2 separate regions of the Homo sapiens genome follow, and region 1 is linked to region 2. A link is a contact called in ENCODE Hi-C data. All regions are on one chromosome and are shown on one strand. The core of a region is the stretch at or near the end of the contact, and the rest is flanking DNA. Distances in the headings are between cores, read along the strand shown. Region 1 has its middle 29 kb from the start of MED9. Region 2 has its middle 20 kb from the start of LINC02090.

Region 1 (5,750 bases), core at 57-2,556, 440 kb after region 2:
TAACAGGAAGGATGCCTTCAAAGTTCGGTCAGTCTCCCTCCTTGTTACTGCATATGACGGGTGGTATCACACACTATCACAATACTGCAAAGTCATTGATAACATGTGGCAGGAGTGCCCTGGGTTCTGAAGCCCCATGAAGTCCTCCAGGCGGTCTTCTGGCTGAAGTAGTGCCTCCCTGGCAGATGAGCTAGAATTCAAGGAAGTCTGATCCTAGGCTGCTTGCATCAAGGGAGAACTCGGGGAAGAGGTGGATCCTGAGCACACCCTTCAATGCCCCCCTTCCCTGAGGTGACTGGGACATACCCCACACATACCCCACCTGGGTCCCCTGCTGTTGCAAAGCAGTTTCCCTCCCCCTCCCACAAGCCCTCAGTCACGTAGGTGCCAGCACCTGGGCCCCTCCCACAGACAGCCCCATGCTGAGCACCTTTCTGATCCTATGTCATTGCTGGCGTTTGCTTTTCCTCCCCTCTCAGGATCCAGATGTTATCATTCCCCAGGAGCTCAAACTACTCCATCTCCCTGGTCTCCCATCGTTGAACTCCAATCATGGAAAGAATGCCATACAAGCTAGTGCTCCTCAGTGTACCAGCCAGGACTCTGCAAGTGACAGAAAGCCCCGCACACAGGCTCCAGCCCATCCTCAGGTCTCTGCCTCCTGCTCCGGCTCTGGCTTCCTCCGCATGTTGGATTCGTATGGGTTGGTCCCCAGCTGCCCTGTGAGGCAAGGCAGGCCTTGATGTTCACTTGCCATATCAGGTCCCGCCTGCCTCTGCAGAAAAATTTTAGGCTCCTCAAGGTCTGGGTCCACTTCTACTCCTCCTATCAGAGTGTAAATAAAAACAGTCTCCTCATCCTGCCCCTGCTCATATAACCTCTGTGACAGGATGCTCACTACTTGGAGAAGTAACTCTTTTTGCGGAGCTGGTCTCCGCCCCTTCTGTGACTGCCACCCACTGGGCCAGTTCTGCCTAATAGCAAAGAACACTGCTCACCAATCTTCTTTCCTTTCCTTCCTTCCCTTTTGCCCATAAGTCACCGATGGATGGACTGGACCCATGGGCAACGTCTGTGGATGACGCTGTGTTTGTCCTTCCACAGGGCGTGGGGCTCCTCCACCCTGCATCAGGCACAAGCCTGCTTTTGGGGAAAGTCCCACCATCTCATTTTCCCTTGCCTAAAATAGCTACTTCCTTTATGGGGAATGCAGTGTGGTGGGGAGCAATGAAAGGGATGAGGTAAGTCATCCACAGATGCCTGGTTTGGAATCATTCCTGAAAAGGTCAGCGTTTTCATCAGCCAAACAGGAGGCAGGGCACTTCCGGCTGGTCATTAACCAAGGCAAACAGCGTGGCGGGGAAAGTCAAAGCCATAGCCAACCACAAACAAACAAGTCATGTATCCTCTGTGGAGGTGACTTTCTTCTGAAGGAATGTGTGGTTGTTTGCAGATAATATCAAATCCATTTCACGTCAGATCAGGATGACAGACAGCCAGAGGCTATTGGGGTCTCACATTAAATGGCTCTTTTATGGTAATAAATTGTTTCCTTTTCACGGTTGCATGAGCAATCTCAAGTTTTATTTTGAGGTGTCAACTGCCCTCAGGGACACCTGCCACAGGTGGGATCTTGGGTCCTGGCCACCATATGTGAGAGAGCAGACCCTGGCTGAGTCACTCAGCTGTGGTCGCATCACCTCTGTCCCTGCCCCACTGCTCAGCCCCATGCAGGCTGGCAGGGGAGGCCTCCTCTCCCCCATGGGGTCTCCCTTTCTTCCTCTCACACTGATCATTGGAAAGAGTGGCTTGCATTTGCCACAGTGCTGAGGGCTGTCAGTCTTCACAGCTGAGGAAATGACATGATTTGTTGGGAGCCACTTGAAATAACCAGTTCCCCAGCTGGTCTCGCTGTCCCTGTGCTGGCAGCCCTGCTGACGTGGGGCCTGGCTAGACAGAGGTGGGCCTTCTGTGCCCTCACCTGGGCCATCCCCACCATGCGGTGAGGTTGGGTTGCATCCAGCCAGGAGGCAGCTGGCAGGGCCCTGTGGCTTGTCTGAGGACCCAAGGGGGAACTTATCAGAGGGCAAGAGAGAAAGAGGGCTGAGGGGTGGTATGTAAGAGGGAGGGGGCTAGGAGAGTGTAGATGCTTCCTGAAAGGTCACGGATTCTATTGGAATTCCCAGCCAAACTTCAGGACTGGGAAACACCCTTCTTAGGAGGTGGCTAGGGGCTCAGGCTGGCTTGGCTCATTCCTGGCCTGCAGGCCTTGCTCCTGAGCACAGGGCAGGGGCTGCCGGCCCCGGTTCAGAATGGGATCTGAAAGCTGCCTGGAAAGAATGGGCCTCTGGATCAGGATCACCAGGGTGGGACCTGGATATTTCCCATAGTCACCAGACGTGTTGCTCAGAGGGAGGTTCCTGGCCAGCAGCTTTGTTGGCATCACCTGGGAGCTTGTTGGAAATGCAGAACCTTGAGCTCTGCCCAGACTTACTCCCTCAGAATCTGCATGGTAAATGATCTCTGCTGACCCGGGCACTGGGGTTCAAGGACCTCGGCCCTGCCAAATCTGAAATCCAGAGCTAGGCCAAAGTACACTTGTGGAATCAGGATGCTGAATCTAAGTTAAATGCAGAAGCATCCTTTGAGCAAAGGTGGTGGAGTGGGCTGAATTATGACCCTCTCAAAAGATGTCCATGTCTCAGAAATGCAGAATGTGACCTTATTTGGAAACAGAGTCTTTGCAGATACAATTAAGATCTTGAGGTGAAATCACCCTGAATCATCCAAGTGGGTCCTAAATCCAATGACAAGTGTCCTTGTAAGAGAAGAGGAGAAGACACAGAGACACAGGCAAGAAGACCACGCAAAGACAGAGACAGAGATTGGAGTGATGTGGCCACAAGCCAAGAAACACCTGGAGCCACCAGAAGCTGGAGGAGGTAGGAAAGATCCTCCCCCCAAGCTTTTAGAGCGCAAACCCCTGCAGAAACCTTGGTTTTGGACTTCTGGCTTCCAGAACAGTGAGACATTACATTTGTGTTGTTGTAATGATTACAGCAACCACAGGAAACTAAAGCAGGTAGCCTTTTCAGACTCTGCAGAGGAAAAAAAAGCATGGCCAAAGTTACCCAAGAAAGAGTTGATGACCCCACCAGTCCCCAGTCACAGCAGTCTTAGCTTTGTTCCCAGAATTAGCTGACCTCCTCCACCCCATTTCCTTATTCCTTTTTAATGCTCCACAAAACCCAAGGACAGTCGAGACCTGGTCCTGCGTGGCTGCCTGATCACCAGACCGTCAAAAGCTGCCGGCTCCTTCATGCTCCCAAACGTGACTATTTTATTTACTCTTAACTTCATCTTGTTTGGAAATTATTTAAAGCAGTTTCAATGGAGTCAAACTGAGTCATATTTTAACTGCTTAAGTACCACTTAAAAACAGACTTTATGAGTTCACTCGGATTAAGAAACAAAAAAGGAAATAAAAGAAAAATGAAATAAAATAAAAAAGAATAAAAACAGATGTCAACAAGTCCTTTGGCAAATGATCCCACAATGGCTTCATTTTCTGAGCTTAGATGGCGCTAGATGAGGTTAATTTCAAACGAGGTATACTAGTACTAGATTCGAATGGACAGAAACTCTGAAGGTTCTGGGATCGTTTTCCTTTTAGAAAGTTTTCAGGATTCAAAGATAAAGATTCAGGGCAGTGGTTCTCAACTTTGACTCACACTAGAATCATTTGGGGAGCTTAAAAAGAACAGCCACATTCCAGACTCTCCCCAGATCAGGTAAGTCAGAATCTTGGCGGGTAAAGCCCACCCTGGGGCTCCATGGAACCCCTGAGCCAGACCCTGCACCCAGCTTCGCACTGACCTCCACATGCTGCAGGGTGTAGTGTGGTCATGTGCCCAGGGCTGGCCAATCAGATGTGCTCACCCTGAGCTCAGCTGTGAAGGGGCAGGTACCATCCGGGATCCATTCTGCCAGGCATGATAACAGGCAGTGCCAGTGTGGACAGTGGTGGGATAAGCTGTGGGCTGGCACCCCATCGTACAGATGAGGACACAGCTCAGAGGGATCCAGAGACTTGTCCAAAGTCCCATAACTAAGGACTGGCAGAGCTGGGATTTGAACCAGCCCCTCTGGCTGCAACGCCTGCCACCTTTTCCTCCCTTGAAACAGCTCCATGCCTTAATTAGGGGCAGTGTTGGCCAGGCGCGGTGGCTCATGCCTGTAATCCCAGCACTTTGAGAGGCCGAAGCGGGCGGATCACCTGAGGTCAGGAGTTCGAGACCAGCCTGGCCAACATGGTGAAACCCTGTCTCTACCAAAAATACAAAAATTAGCTGGGTGTGATGGCAGGAGCCTGTAATCCCAGCTACTCAGGAAGCTGAGGCAGGAGAATTGCTTGAACCTGGGAGGTGGAAGGTGCGGTGAGCAGAGATGGTGCCACTGCACTCTAGCCTCGGTCACAAGAGCAAAACTCCATCTCAAAAAAAAAAAAAAAAAAAAATTAGGGGCAGTGTTCTGGACTCTGGCTTTCAGGCCTAGCTCTCTGATTCTCCCAGCACATCCATGAGCAACCAAACATGCCTTCTGCTTTTTTTCAAAGTTAATTTTGTTATTGAAGTATCAGATACATACAGAAAAGATCACAGATCCTAAGTGTGCAGTTCAATGAAGTTTGACAAAGCAAACACACTCATGTAATCAGAACCCAGACCAAGAAATAGAACAGGGCCAGCACCTTAGAGACTCTCCCAGGGTCTCTCCTCCCAAACATAACCACCACCAGATTTCTAGATTGGTTCTGCTTGTTTTTGAGCTTTATAGAAACAGCATGATATAGTGCACACCCTTTTCGTGTCTGGCTTCTTTGAGTTAGCGTGGGTGAGAGTCATCCATGCTGCTGTACGTAGCTGAGGTTTCTCCATCCTCCGTGCTGTCTGGTGTGAAGGGCCGTAACCAGCTTACCTGTTCTATTGTGAATGGACATTTGATGTTTGAATGGTGCTGCTAGGAATATTCTATTCTTATGCCTGTCTTTTGGCACCAGTGTGTACCCAATACCCTCTTAAGAAATGCTTCTGCTAAAGTGAGCAGAGTTGGTCTATGTTGTTTACAGCTAAGCACCTTGGTTGATGCCATTTATAAGCACTACTATTGTCCCCACTTTACAGAGGAGGAAACTGAGGTTCAGAGAGAGGTTCAGCCACAGGCCAGGCACAGCTGCGGCCTTAGTTACAAGGCCATGTCACTAAAGAGTAGCAGAGCTGGGATTTGATCAGAGCTGTCCTCTTAACCACTAGTTAAGGGACACAAGTGCATCTCCGCCCCTTAGACCTGCCTGATGCCGCACAGCGGTTTAACAGATAATACCCACCCCCTTGATGGAAATGGCTGGGGCGGGGGACTGAGAGCTGCACTGATGGTGCTGTCCTGGGCAGGGCTTGGGATGTCGCCAGCATGCAGGAGCCCTGAGAGGAGGATCAGTCCCTTCCAAGAGGGATATGAGGGAGGGGGAAGCCTCCTGGGCTGCCACTGCTCCTGGCAGCAGCCCTTCCAGAGGGAGGCTCCTCCCTGAGGGCAGGGGAGCTTCCTTTCGGAGGAGAGGGCAGGCTCCTTCGCTGGGCAGAGCGGTGGTCTGGGCATTGCTGAAGCGGCCAGTGGAGACAGGGATCCCAGCCTTGAGATTCACCCTCTGCCTCCCATGGGAATCCTAAGTAAGAAAATGATGCTTCTGACTG
Region 2 (5,437 bases), core at 2,761-5,260:
TTGAGGCCAGGAGTTCAAGGCCTGCCTGGGCAACATAACGAGACCCCATTTCTACAAAAAATACCAAAAAAAAATTCAGCTGGACATGGTGGCATGTGGCTATAGTCCCAGCTACTCAGAAAGCTGAGGTGGGAGGATTGCTAGAGCCCAGGCTAGGCTGCAGTGAGCTATGATGGTGCCACTGTACTGCAGCCTGGGTGACAGAGTGAGACCCAGTCTCTTAAAAAAAAAAAAAAAATTATTAAGGGGAGGGCAAGCCCTTTTCCATACTTTCTTAACCCTGCTGTTTAGGATGTGGACATGATGGTGCACTGTCTTGAGCTACATGGACAAGAGAAACACCCTAGGGATGGGAGAGAGAAGGGTGGATCCCTGAATAACTGCATGGAGCAGAGTTGCCACCGCAGCCCTGAACTGCCCTGCCACCCCTAGACAGTGTGCTGGAGAAATGAACCTCTGTCTTGTTAAAGCCACTGTTGTTAGACGTAGCTAAACCTAGATCCTAAATACAAACATAGCATGTTCTTTTTTTTTTTTTTTTTTTTTCCTGAGGCGGAGTCTCACTCTTCGCCCAGGCTGGACTGCAATGGCACAATCTCGGCTCACTGCAACCTCCACCTCCCAGGTTGAAGCAATTCTCCCACCTCAGCCTCCCAAGTAGCTGGTATTACAGGCGTGCGCCACCACGCCTGGCTAATTTTTGTATTTTTAGTAGAGACGGGGTTTCACCACATTGGCCAGACTGCTCTCGAACTCCTGACCTCAAGTAATCCGCCTGTCTCAGCCTCCCAAAGTGCTGGGGTTCCAGCCACTGCACCCCTCCACACATAGCGTGTTCTTTTTGTCCACATAAAACTTACCATCTTGACCATCGTGAAATGCACAGTTCAGTGGCACTAAGCACAGTCTCATTGTTGTGCAACCATTACCATCGTCCATCTCAAGAACTTTTTCGCCGGGTGCGGTGGCTCACGCCTGTAATCTCAATGCTTTGGGAGGCCAAGGTGGGCAGATCACAAGGTCAGGAGATCGAGGCCATCCTGGCTAACACGGTGAAACCCCGTCTCTGCTAAAAATACAAAAAATTAGGCGGGCGTGGTGGCGGGCGCCTGTAGTCCCAGCTACTCAGACGCTGAGGCAGGAGAATGGCGTGAACCCAGGAGGCGGAGCTTGCAGTGAGCCGAGATAGGGCCACTGCACTCTAGCCTGGGCGACAGAGCGAGACTCCGTCTCTTAAAAAAAAAAAAAAAGAACTTTTTCATCTTCCTCAAATTGAAACTGTCTCCAATGAACAGTAAACAGTAACTCCCCATTCCCCTTCCCTTAGCTCGTATAAGTGGAATCATATAGAGTTTGTCTTTTCACGGAATATTACGCCCTCACGTTCTTCCATATTGTAGCATGTGCCAGAATTTCCTTCCTTTGTAAGACTGAATAATATTTCATTGTACGCACAGACCACATTTTTGTTTATCGATGGTCATTTGGGTGGCTTCCACCTTTTCGTTGTTGTAAAGAATGCTGCTATAGTGAGCTGAGATCACGCCACTGCGCTCCAGCCTAGGCAACAGAGTGAGACTCCGTCTCAAAAAAAAAAGAATGCTGCTATAAACATGGGTGAACAAACATCTGTTGGAGACCCTGATCTCAATTATTTTTGGGGTATTTTTTGGTATATACCCAAAAGCGGAATTACTAGATTATATGGTAATTCTGCACAGTGACTTTTCCACTAGTGTTTAACATGGTGTCTTGACAGAATAGCTGTAAGATTACACTGAAAAAGCAGCAGGGGAAGTGCTGTGAAGGCGGCCCATGAGCTTGTAGGAAAGGCGGTCAGCAGCACACCTCCACTGTAATGGGTTTGTTTACCCGCTAGCCTACCAACAGCTGCAGGCCCCTTTCCTGGCCCTGGCCCTGCCCCTGCCCCACATTGCTCCCCACATTAGACCCAGCTGTGCTGCACCTCTGCCCTTCTGCCCCGGCTCCTGCTTGTTACAGGGAAGGGCTGGAGGGCTCTTTGTCCAGGTTTGTCATCCAATATGAGCACTCAGTGCACACGGATGGCTTTACCTGGCACTCAGCCAGTGAACTCAGCATCTGCTCCGGCCCTTTAGCACTGAGCTAGGCTATCTACCTTCATAGGCCAATCACAGGTTGTCACAGGTAAATGACCACATGTGGTTTGTGCCTCACTTTCTGACTTTGGAACATAATCCCCTGGTAGGGGTGGGGGAGGGCCATTTTTCTGGAGCTTCCTCCTATTTTCAAGCTTTATCATGCAGAACAAAACCTTCTAAGCAGAAGCCTCAATGTCCTCTTTCTGTGGGTTGCATGTGTCCCCCAAAAGGCGTGTATTCAACACTTAATCCCCGGTGCAATGGTATTGGGAGCTGGGGCCTAATAGGAGGTGTTTAGGTTATAAGGTGCCCACCGTCACGCATGGGTTAATGCTGATTATAAAAGGCCTTGAGACTGTGAGTTTGGTCTCTTACCCTCCTGATTTCCACCATGGGATGAGGCAGCAAGAAGGCCCTCACCAAATGCTGGGCTCAGGCCAGCACCATGCCCTTGGGCTTCCCAGCCTCCAGAATTATGAGCCACATAAATGTCTGATTATTATAAATGACCCAGTCTCAGGTATTCTGTTATAGCAGCACGAAATGGACTCAGACATCTGTCTGCCAGCCCTGCCCTCCTGAGGGCTGGAATGCCGTTCGCTGCACTTCCCAGCCTCTCTACTTTGCCTCACACTGACTTCCCTCCCTGGAACCAGCAGTTCCTGCTTATTTGGGCGTTTTCAGATCTTACTGATCTTTCAAGGGCACCTCCTCTGTGAACTTACCTGGGTCCTTCCCAGCTTGGAGGGATCTCACAGCACATTCTGTAGCCAGTACCATGTTCTACCGTCTCTTCTAAAGCACAGTTCCTGGGCCAGAGCCCCAGCATGGCCTGCAGGCTGCAGGAAATGTGAATTCCAAGGCCCCCCTAGACCTCCTGATTCAGAAACTGGTGGTGGAGCCAACAATCTGTGTCTTATTGGCATAGATAGTTCTAGGTCTACCAGGCTGCCAGGAGGCCTCAATGGCTTGACAATCATGGGGCACGAAGCAACGCCCGCGAGTCAGCAGCAGGGGGTCCCAGCTGGTCTCCCCAAGGGTTCTTCTTCCCTCCTCTTCTTCTTAAAGTGTGGGAAAATTTACAGCAAAGTACACAAATGTTGGTGTGCAAATCAATGCCTTTTAACAAATGTGTCCACCCCGTCATCACACCCCAGATGAAGACATGGAACATTTCCAGGACCCCAGAAAGCTCCCTGGTGCCTCCTTCCCGTCAATAACCCCATCCTCCACCAGCCCCACCAAGAAACCACCACCAGGACTTCTGTCTCCATAGATGACTTTTGCCTGTTTTTTTTTTGTTTTTTTTTTTTGAGACGGAGTCTCGCTCTGTCACACAGGCTGGAGTGCCGTGGCACCATCTCGGCTCACTGCAAGCTCTGCCTCCCGGGTTCACGCCATTCTCCTGCCTCAGCGCGTGAGTAGCTGGGACTACAGGCGCCCGCCGCCCCGCCCGGCTAATTTTTTGTATATTTAGTAGAGAAGGGGTTTCACTGTGTTAGCCAGGATGGTCTCGATCTCCTGACCTCGTAATCCACCTGCCTCAGCCTCCCAAAGTGTTGGGACTACAGGCGTGAGCCACCGCACCCAACCTTGCCTGTTTTTGACCTCCATACTGTGCATGCTCTTTTGCGTCTGGATTCTTTTGTCTGACTTTATCTGCGAGATTCATCTAACTTGTTGCATGGAAGAGTCATTTGGTCTTTTCCTCTGCTATGCAATGCAGGAGAACATTTGTTTGTTTTTAGTTTATAGAATGCAGTAAGTTTTCTTTTGGTGGACATCAGCACTTGTTTCTCTTGGGTGTCTGACCCTTTCCCATGCTTTCCAACCCTAGCTTCTAAGCTCTCTGAGGGTACAGAGTTTGCCTCTGTCTATCCTGGCCTGACACGCAGTCTCCTCCTGTCAGCATTTACTCAGTCCAAATTGCAACAGGGGCAGGTCCCTGCCAGCTGAGGGAGCTATTCTTCCAGCTCAGCAGGGGGTTGGCCAGTCTTGTCCTCTGGGACAAAGCCCAGCCAGAGTTCTGGGCACTGTGGTTCAGAAGGCCTGAGACACGTGGTTTTACCAGGGCTGGGTACCAAGAACCATGCTTGAGGCTGACGGCATTTCATTGGCAGCGTCTGTGGGGGGCTTGGGGACTCAGCCGTGGGAAGCCTGTTCTGCACACAGCCATGGCGCAAGAAATGCTTTTTCCTGCGACGGTTCAGTGAGAACCATGATGGCAGTGGTGCAGCATCCTCCCAGCTTGGTTTTTAAACATGGGAAGGGCTTCTAAAAAGTCACACAGCTGGTTAATGTTTGAACCAGGGTGGCACAGGTTTGTGCGAAGCAGTGAGTGGAGCTGTCTGAATGCCAGGAGGAGGGTCACCCTGGAGGCGGGTGACACAGGGGTCAGTGCAGGTCAGAGGCAGAGGCTGGGCCCAGATGCCATGCGAGCTCCAGGCCACTTTCCCAGAGAAGTGAGCGGCGGCCAGGCTGCCGGAGGCTGTGTGGCCTCTTCAGGCCCTCACTGGTCCTGATTTTGAGGGGTGACTCATGCCGGCTTGGACATCCACTTCTGGCTCAAGTTGCTCTGGGTTCCTCCACACAGACCAGAGGGATTCCTGCGTCACAGGAATCCAGGAAGGGGTGGGGGGAGTTGCAGGTTGAGAAGACAGAGGTGAGTGGCCCCCGGGCCCCTCCCCTGTTGAGTCACGGGAAGGGAATGGAAATAGTGTGTGCTGAAGCTGAGTCAGGGCCCAGCCTCACCTTCTCGGGACCTCATATGGGCTCTGAGGCGAGAGGCCCACCTGTCCCCCCCTCCTTGCTGCCTCCTCTCCCAAGCATGAGGAGGGCGAGCAGGAAGGATTTAGGTTAGCTCTCAAGAAGGACTTCCTGAATCGCGCCAGGCGACACTGAGAGGCATCTCTCAAAGGAAGTTGTGAAATCTTCCTTGGGACCAATTTGAGGTTTGGTCTGGGTCCAACCAGGACTATCTTTATGGCTCTAGAATATTTTCAAGTGTTAGACATTCCTTCCTCGACATGACTCAGGGAGCATCCGATGTGTGCCAGGCCTGGTGGCAGGAGCAGGGCCAGCTGAGTGTGGGACATGCCCCACTCTGGGGGTCTTCTCTAGGTCAGCATTACAGCAGCCTTGGAGAAGACGGCTCCCACCCCTTCCGTCCTCCCCTCTCCTGGCTCCCTTGGGCAGCCTGCTCTGCCAGCCACACCACACTCCACTTTCGGATTCCGGAAGGAAACTATGGGTAATAAATAGGACAAAGGGTCAATTTCCTTCCTGTGCAAATCCCAGTAGCATTTGCAGAGTGCCAA

What was found. A loop is a pair of places that touch in the nucleus more often than their neighbours do. Pooled maps may share reads with other maps.
Region 1: a loop to region 2 is called in a map with no recorded cell type, with 4 times the contacts of the local background. The contact joins two enhancer-like sites. A Hi-C loop is called at or near these places in 3 of 37 single-sample maps with no recorded cell type and 6 of 50 pooled maps.

The regions. Positions count from the first base shown.
Region 1 is chr17:17,445,030-17,450,779 of GRCh38, forward strand. No RefSeq gene overlaps it. Among named protein-coding and RNA genes, the nearest start is that of MED9, 29 kb to the right of the region's middle. RefSeq lists enhancers at 764-1,963, 5,062-5,563. Within about 2 kb of position 1,307, at least 13 of the 41 ENCODE cell types and tissues checked have a DNase peak (open chromatin) inside an H3K27ac peak, as active enhancers do.
Region 2 is chr17:17,006,106-17,011,542 of GRCh38, forward strand. No RefSeq gene overlaps it. Among named protein-coding and RNA genes, the nearest start is that of LINC02090, 20 kb to the left of the region's middle. RefSeq lists an enhancer at 4,983-5,437. Within about 2 kb of position 4,011, at least 11 of the 41 ENCODE cell types and tissues checked have a DNase peak (open chromatin) inside an H3K27ac peak, as active enhancers do.